2 separate regions of the Homo sapiens genome follow, and region 1 is linked to region 2. Evidence: chromatin contacts called from ENCODE Hi-C data. All regions are on one chromosome and are shown on one strand. The core of a region is the stretch at or near the end of the contact, and the rest is flanking DNA. Distances in the headings are between cores, read along the strand shown.

Region 1 (3,652 bases), core at 84-2,583, 7.9 Mb before region 2:
GCTATCTGAGATCACTGATTTCAGCTTCTATAAATTCCAAATACCAATCCCTGTAAAAATGTTCAGTATAATTAAATAAAGGGCATTTAAATTAGAGTGGCTGAAGCCGTCTTCCTTGCAGTGCTTTTGCTCTGATTAAGCATTATACTTAATGATTACATTAGTTTTCTTTTTAAAAAACTTTCCCTTTCTTCATTTTGGTTCTTTGATTCTTGTTTTATTATTATTATTCTATTCGATTATCTTTACATCAATATTTTCTTACTTTAAGCTGGTTAAAAACATCCACTCTACTTCATTTTGCTAAGCAGAGATCAGAACACTAAAAATAGATTTTGCAGCCACAGTAAGAGAAATACTGTAACTTCCTTCCTACTGCTTCCTTCCTGGTGGGTTTTATTTTAGATTAATAACAATATTTCTAAAGGGTCTTAAATAAAAGCAGCACTACAGTAACCCATTCAGGAAATGGAGAGAGACGGAGAAGGTGAATGTAACACTCGTTTTTTTGTTTGTTTGTTTTTTTTTTCTGACGTCTTATTGTCTGTTCCTTTCATTAAATTACACAGAGGCTTAAAAAGAATGAAGAAGGCAAGAGAGAAGAGAAATAGGAGAGGGAATGACTCAGCATTTAGTAGCATGGAGAAGTAAATTAGTAGCAAAAATAAGATAAGGGAAAGTATAACTAAAATCGATACCATTAGGTCAAATGAGAACGGGATGTAAAAAATAATGGAAAAAGAATACAGTGGCTTGAAAATGCATCAGGCGGGGGGACAGGAAAATAAGAGGCATTTAAATGAGAGCGGCTGAGAACAAATACTCATCGAAAGGGAACATCCTTTCATTATTTTCCTTTCACAAAAGCAGGAAAGGGCAACTTGAGAGCCCAGTTTGACCCTGGTTCAGTAAGTTCCATTTTTATCGGCTAACTCTTTGGTGGCATTGCCCTGTGAAACAACTTCAAGGTCAACTTCCTTACGACTTTGATTTTCAGCTCTTCACTGAAACTTTGGAATCACGTGGAGTCTTATCCAATGCTGGGCCTCACTCCACAAGAATTAAATCAGAAAGTCTGGGGTAGGGCCCGGCACAGAACTTTACAGAGCTTCCCGGGTGACTCCCTCGGAGTTCCAGCGTTAAAAGCAACCGTGGGTCTGGGGACTTAAGCCCCGCCACCTCCCGCCGGAAGCGGCCCTCGTGGGAGCCGTCACTCGCCCCGAAGGGAGGGGCTCCCTTTTAAATGCCCTGGGCAGAGAAGCGGTGTGTGGCCTCCCGAGCGCTAGGGGGCGACGGGCACGCATTTAAGCGCCCGCGGCGGGGCTTCCCCTCACTTGTGCGCATGCTCCGGGTGTCCCGGAGTTGTCCTGCGCCGGTGTTCCCACGTGCGGCCTGAACCTGAGCGCATAATGTTATGAGGAGATGGGAGCACTAGTGATTCGCGGTATCAGGAATTTCAACCTAGAGAACCGAGCGGAACGGGAAATCAGCAAGATGAAGCCCTCTGTCGCTCCCAGACACCCCTCTACCAACAGCCTCCTGCGAGAGCAGATTAGTCGTGAGTGGTGCGAGGGCGTTTCGGGGCCCGGGGGCGCGGAGTCCCTGTGCTGCCCGGCTGTCCCTAGCGTGGGTCCGGAGGCCGAGGGATCGGCGTCAGCCTGCTCGGCCGCAGCCGCTCGGGTTGGCGGAGCGTTGGAAGGGGGAGCCGCCAGGCCGGTGACATTGAGACTGTCCTCCGCGCCCGCGGTGAGGTCGGCGGCCCCGCCTACTTCCGAGACCCAGAGGCAGCAGCCAGTGCTCCCGCTAACCAGGCCCTCGCCGGCTGCTGTCACGGACTTGATACAGGGAATCAAAATCCGAGAGGGTCACAGAGCTTTCTCTAGGGGTCTTCACTGGACGATGGACGCAGAGCCTGACCTGGAATTTTGATTTCCATCTAAAGTATTTTCCTAACAGTCCAAATGATTATGTTTATTTTTTAAAAAAATTAAAGTGGTTAGGCCGGGCGCGGTAGCTCAAGCCTGTAATCTCAGCACTTTGGGAGGCCGAGGCGGGCAGATCACCTGAGGTCAGGAGTTCGAGACCAGCCTGGCCAACATGGCTAAACCCCGTCTCTACAAACAATGCAAAAATTAGCCGGGCGTGGTGGCGCGCCTGTAGCCTCAGCTTGTCGGGAGGCTGAGGTGGGAGAATCTCTCGAACCCGGGAGGCGGAGGTTGCAGGGAGCCGAGATCGCGCGACTGCACTCCAGTCTGGGCAACAGAGCGAGACTCCGACTCAAAAAAGAAAATAAAAGAAAGCGTTTGTGTTAAGCGTTTAGGATATTACAGGAAATTTTCCTTGATTTTAATATTGTGACTTTTTTCCTTTCCTTAGTCTATCCAGAAGTTAAAGGAGAGATTGCTCGTAAAGATGAAAAGCTGCTGTCGTTTCTAAAAGATGTGTATGTTGATTCCAAAGATCCTGTGTCTTCCTTGCAGGTAAATGTGTGTTTAATTAAGTGAATACACAATTTACTTATTTTGGGGCTTCAGGAAAATGATTAAGTGTGGCAAGTAGTAAAAAGAGTGCTCTGCAAGTGTGTGTTGTGATCAATCTACACGCCTTGGCAAAGTTTAAGCACACTGGTGTAAGACAGCAAGACACTTATGCCTTGGTTCACTGGATATTTACCAGAATTCTAAAATAACTTGTGGAAGTATTGATACAAGCAACTGTGTGAATTATTTCATAGTATTTCAGAATTTGTAGGATTTGGTAAGGCATTACTTCCAGTGGTTGTCATTTGAGTGACAAAAGCAGAGCTTTAATATTATTTTCTCATTCTTCTGTGGATTGAGGTATGTTCTAATCTCAGAGACTCCTTTAGTAAGTGGTGTTGTTGGATTTTGTGGGGTGTTCCTGTTTGTTTTTTTAAGGATGTATTCAGATAGGATATTTAAAATTAGAAGGATCAAAGAATACATTAGGAATGGGAACCTATGTGTAAATCCATATTCTGTATTATGTAAGTCCTGGGCACAAGTGCTTTGTATATAGTGATGAACAAAACTAGTCCTTATTTTCACAGGGCCTATGATGTTGTGAAGGACACAGCCATTAAACAAATGAGCAACAATGTGACCATAATTATGGGAAAAGTACGTGCACTGCTGAGTATATTGGAGGGACCTCTTTGAAATGGGAGGATCAAGGATGGTTTCTGAGGAAGTGATAGTTATGTTCAGGCCTGAGGAGGGATCAGTTGGAGTTAACCAGATGAGTTTTTGGGGGCAGGAAGATTCTAGTTAGGGGTAAAGTTTGATTAAAGGCCAAGGAAGTGCCAACAACTTCCAGATTTTTTTTTTCATTCTAAAATATTCTGGTACTGTCCCTCTCTCTCTGGATATTTGCACAGATAGAATTATTAATATAATTTTCACTACAGAGGAGAAATAAAACAAGATTTGTTAATCGCTGCACATAGTAATTGTAGGGTTCAGTTATCACCACATGCTCACATGAAAAAAGTATAGGGTTAATGTCTGTGTTCTTACGTCATTTTAAAATAGGTGTTGAGTAATACTCCCCAAGTATTCTTTCTCTCATGTTACTTAATTATGCATCTGAAAATTCACTCTTGGGAGCAAAAAAAAATTAATGCTTTGTATGT
Region 2 (3,955 bases), core at 1,022-3,521:
TGCATTCCTCCCAGTGCTCAGGTCAAAAGGAGATTCTGCCAAGGAATCCTTCCCACCTGGCTGTCTTACCAGCACTTTGGGAGGCTGAGGTGGGAGGGCTGCTTGCAGGAGTTCCAGACGAAAAAAGTATAAAAAAGTTAGTGGGGTGTGGGGGCCTGCACCTGTAGTCCCAGCTCCTTGGGGGCTGAGGTGAGAGGATTGCTTGAGCTTGGGAGGTTGAGGCTCCAGTAAGGCTGCCCTGATCATGCCCACTGCACTCTAGCCTGGGTGAGAAAGTGAGACCCTGTCTGCAAAAACAAAAGATTTATCTACATATCAAAGTGAAGAGGAAGGATTAATAAATATAGGTTTTTCTCAAGGAAAAGTCCTAGGAAAAGGGAAGACAGATAAGATCTCTCTCTTTTGCCAAAAGAGAACGTTCAATCTTATTTTTTACATGTACACACTCTTCCTTATGGGCAAAATGGATGTTTGATGAAAGACTCACCAATGAAGAGAATCTACATCTGATAAAGAGGAGATCAAGACATATCTGGGAGGGTGTCAGGGGTTCCAGGAAGCGGGGGAGGAATCATGTTGGTCTGTCTGTGAGCATCTATTTTTCTTCTCACAGAGTAGTAGAAACTTGGGACTAGGAGCAATATAGGCAGAAACACACATCAGGCAAGGCATTCCTGACAGGCAGAGAGAAACTGCCTGCTCATCGGGATGCCACTCTCCTACTCTACTCTCTATTGTGGACAAAAGGTAGCCACAGGGTCCTCCCAATTCTGTGGCAATGAGTATGGAGAGGGCATAACTGGATAGCAGAATAAAAATCCAGTGCACATTGCTGCCTTACAGCCAATAACAGTTGCTCGCCAGTGGTATGAAGCTTCTGTGTGCCTAGGACTGAGCTACTGGGTATAGCGTGTGTGGGAAGGGGAGTCACCAAGGGGAGTCATCCCCAGAAGGGGAAGGTAAGATACTCTTCCAGGATCAGGCTCACCTTTCCCATCCTTGGAGGGGGTCTGGGGATGGAAGGTTTTTACCACTTTGGGCATGGTACACACTCTATCAGCAGAAAAGGGAATTCATCGGAGATTATTTGGGTAGACTGATGGCCTTAAAGGAAACTGGGTATTATCTTGTTCTGTCAGGGGAGGAGTTTACACCTTCACTAACAGTTCTGAGCAGATGCAACAGCAGGACAGACCAGAAGTGTGACCTAACTCAGGCTGCCTCAGAGAGATTGCTGTTGGACTGCCTCTATTGATGGGACTCTTACTGAGGGGGTCCAGGCATTCAGGGGGTTGAGCGTCCCAGAAAGTTCCCCACCGACGCTTTAAAAATGTATTCCCTGCAGCCTTACGTTCTTGCAGTTCCAATATAGCATTGGTGTTTAAAGCCAAACTACATTATAATTGATTCGCCATCATCCAGCTTTATATTTAACACTTTAATCTGGTAACAAAGGAAAGGCTCGTTAAAGGACGGCATTTATAAAAATTTTTCAAGCACCTCTGCTTAACTCGAAGGGAAAATAAAAGGCACTGTTTATTTGGTAGGCCAAGGAGAACAACGCCACGAAGAGGTTCTCCACTGATCAATTCCTACCTTTGTCAATTATACCACATTAATTAGTAACTTTTTTTGGAGACATGGACCCTCTCAAACTCCCCAGTATGCTTTGAAACTTTGATCCAGAAATGTACAAACAAAACTCTAAGTGTTCTGGAATTAATTTCAGAAGCTTCATAGATCCTCGTAAGTACTCACCAAAAGAAAAATTCCCCATTTCTGGTACTCCAATCTCATGTCCTTAGAATTCTCCTAAGACTTGTTCCCTTGAACAACTTTCCCTAATTGCAAATCAAACCTAGATCCGGCTGGGACGCCAAGCTTGAGCTGTGGTAACGCTCAGAAGGCCTCTTTTCATCAGTAAAATAGATGCCTTAACGGAAGTGGCGGGCAATCTACGCATGGAAAGGCGCTTGGCTTCCCTCTTTTTTGGGTTTCTCTAGGTTGTCTGGATGGGAAAAAAATACACGCTTCGTCCTGCGGAGTTCGGTACGAGGGCAATTGCACATGCGCAAAGGCGAACCAGTAGCGTCCGGGCGCGTCCGTGGAGCGGGACGGGGCGGGGCGGGGCGGTGCCGAGTGGGGCGAGAGAAGGCCCGCTCCTCCCATTCGTCGCGTCCTTAACTCTTTGCTATCCTTCCGCTGAGCTTCCTCTTCTTTCCCTCTGACCTCGGAAAGGGGGCGGGGCTTTCGGGGGCGGAAGTTGCGGTGCATTGTGGGTTCTCCTGGAGCTGTGGAGTTGATCCTGAATGAAAGTGGCGCGCCGCCCCTGACGTTACCCGGATCGGAGAGGTTGGAATTCAGATTACGGCTGCGATTCGGGTGTCTCGGACCCCGGTGTGCACCGGACCACGGGGAGGCGGCTCCAAAGGCGCGGTGAACGTTGGTGAGGGAGGGCAGCTCTGCGCAGCCCCAAGACATGGCTCACAACAAGATCCCGCCGCGGTGGCTGAACTGTCCCCGGCGCGGCCAGCCGGTGGCAGGTAACCTGGACTGGGGGGCGTTCGAATCCCCACACTCCAACGTGCCCGGGGGTGGGCCGACTGAGGAGCTCAGCTTTTGGTGGTTCTGTGCCCATTAGTGGTATTTCAGGAGCGGGATATGCTCCGTCGGATTACGCTTCGTGGATGAATGGGAACATGAACGGGAGGGGATGGTCGGCGGATGGGGGGCACTTGTTACTATTCCTGCAAGGCTAACTGTGCGAATGTGAAGGTAGACAGGAGGTTGGTGGCAGGAGGTGAGGATCCAGGAATACAGTGGGCGTACTTTGAGTCTTAGTAGTTTGCGAACCTGTTAGGGTTCAACCTTCCCCTCGAAAGAAGGGATGAATATCAGTATTGAGATGGAGGAGGGTTAAGGAGGGAAGGGGCGGTTCCCAGCGGTGAAATGGGGTCACATTGAGACTGGGAATCTGGAGGGTGTTTTTGTTAGTTTTTTATTTTTATTTTCTTGTGAGACAGGGTCTCTTGCTCGGGCTGGGGATCCTCCCACCTCAGCCTCCCAAGTAGCTGGGACTACATGCTCCTGCCACCGCACCCGGCTAATTTTTTTATTTATTAAAGTATATATATATTTATAATGTATATATTTGAGACATAGTCTCTCTCTGTCGTCCAGGCTGGAGTGCAGTGGCGTGATCTCGGCTCACTGCCTCAGCCTCCCAAGTAGCTGGGATTACAGGCGCGTGCCACCACACCCGGCTAATTTTTGTTTTTAGTAGAGACAGGGTTTCATCGTGTTGACCAGGCTGGTCTCCAACGCCTGGCCTCAAGTGATCCGCCCGCCTCGGCCTCCCAAAGTGCTGGGATTACAGCCGTGAGCCACTGTGCCTGGCCATAATTTTTTTGTTTATTTTTTGTGGAGACAGGGTTTCACTGTGTTGCCCAGGCTGGTCTTGAACTCGTGGACTCAAGCGATGCTCCCACTTCGGCCTCCCAAAGTGTTGGGATTATAGGCGAGAGCCACCCCGCTTGGCCGGGTTTTTGTTTTTTTTAATTATTTTTCTTGTAGTTTTTTTCATCTTTATTGAGCTTGAATACAATAAGCTTTAAAGCGTACAGTTTGATAAATTTTGACTGTATATACACAAATATATCTCTTTCCTAGGAAACAACCATGAAACCCCTCAAAGTTTCCTCTTGCCCCTTTTTAAATCCCTCCTTCGCCTGGCAGCCACTGATCTGCTTTCTGTAATTATAGATTGGTTTGCATTTTCTAGAAATTTTTAAATAAATGGAAACATATAGTGAGTACTCTTCTTGGGGTGGAAGGAAGTGTGTGTGGCTTTTTTCACTCAGCATAATTAATTTGATACTCATCCAGATTATGCATGTATCAATAGTTTATTCCTTTTTTATTGCAGAGTAGTAGTTTATTGTTCTGGGTATACCAC

Evidence for each region. Hi-C counts contacts between places; a loop is a spot of excess contacts on that map. Pooled maps may share reads with other maps.
Region 1: a loop to region 2 is called in a pooled map, with 8 times the contacts of the local background. The contact joins the promoter of NDUFAF4 here to the promoter of RNGTT in region 2. A Hi-C loop is called at or near these places in 2 of 50 pooled maps.

The regions. Positions count from the first base shown.
Region 1 is chr6:96,895,572-96,899,223 of GRCh38, reverse strand. It overlaps NDUFAF4 (NADH:ubiquinone oxidoreductase complex assembly factor 4), which reads left to right and starts at 1,333. Exons shown (of 3, transcript NM_014165.4): 1 at 1,333-1,558; 2 at 2,377-2,480. The coding sequence starts at 1,423. It also overlaps a transcript of KLHL32 not described here. RefSeq lists an enhancer at 1,411-1,510.
Region 2 is chr6:88,961,934-88,965,888 of GRCh38, reverse strand. RNGTT (RNA guanylyltransferase and 5'-phosphatase) reads left to right here and starts at 2,271. Exons shown (of 16, transcript NM_003800.5): 1 at 2,271-2,543. The coding sequence starts at 2,480. RefSeq lists a silencer at 1,974-2,208 and enhancers at 2,192-2,571, 2,926-3,852.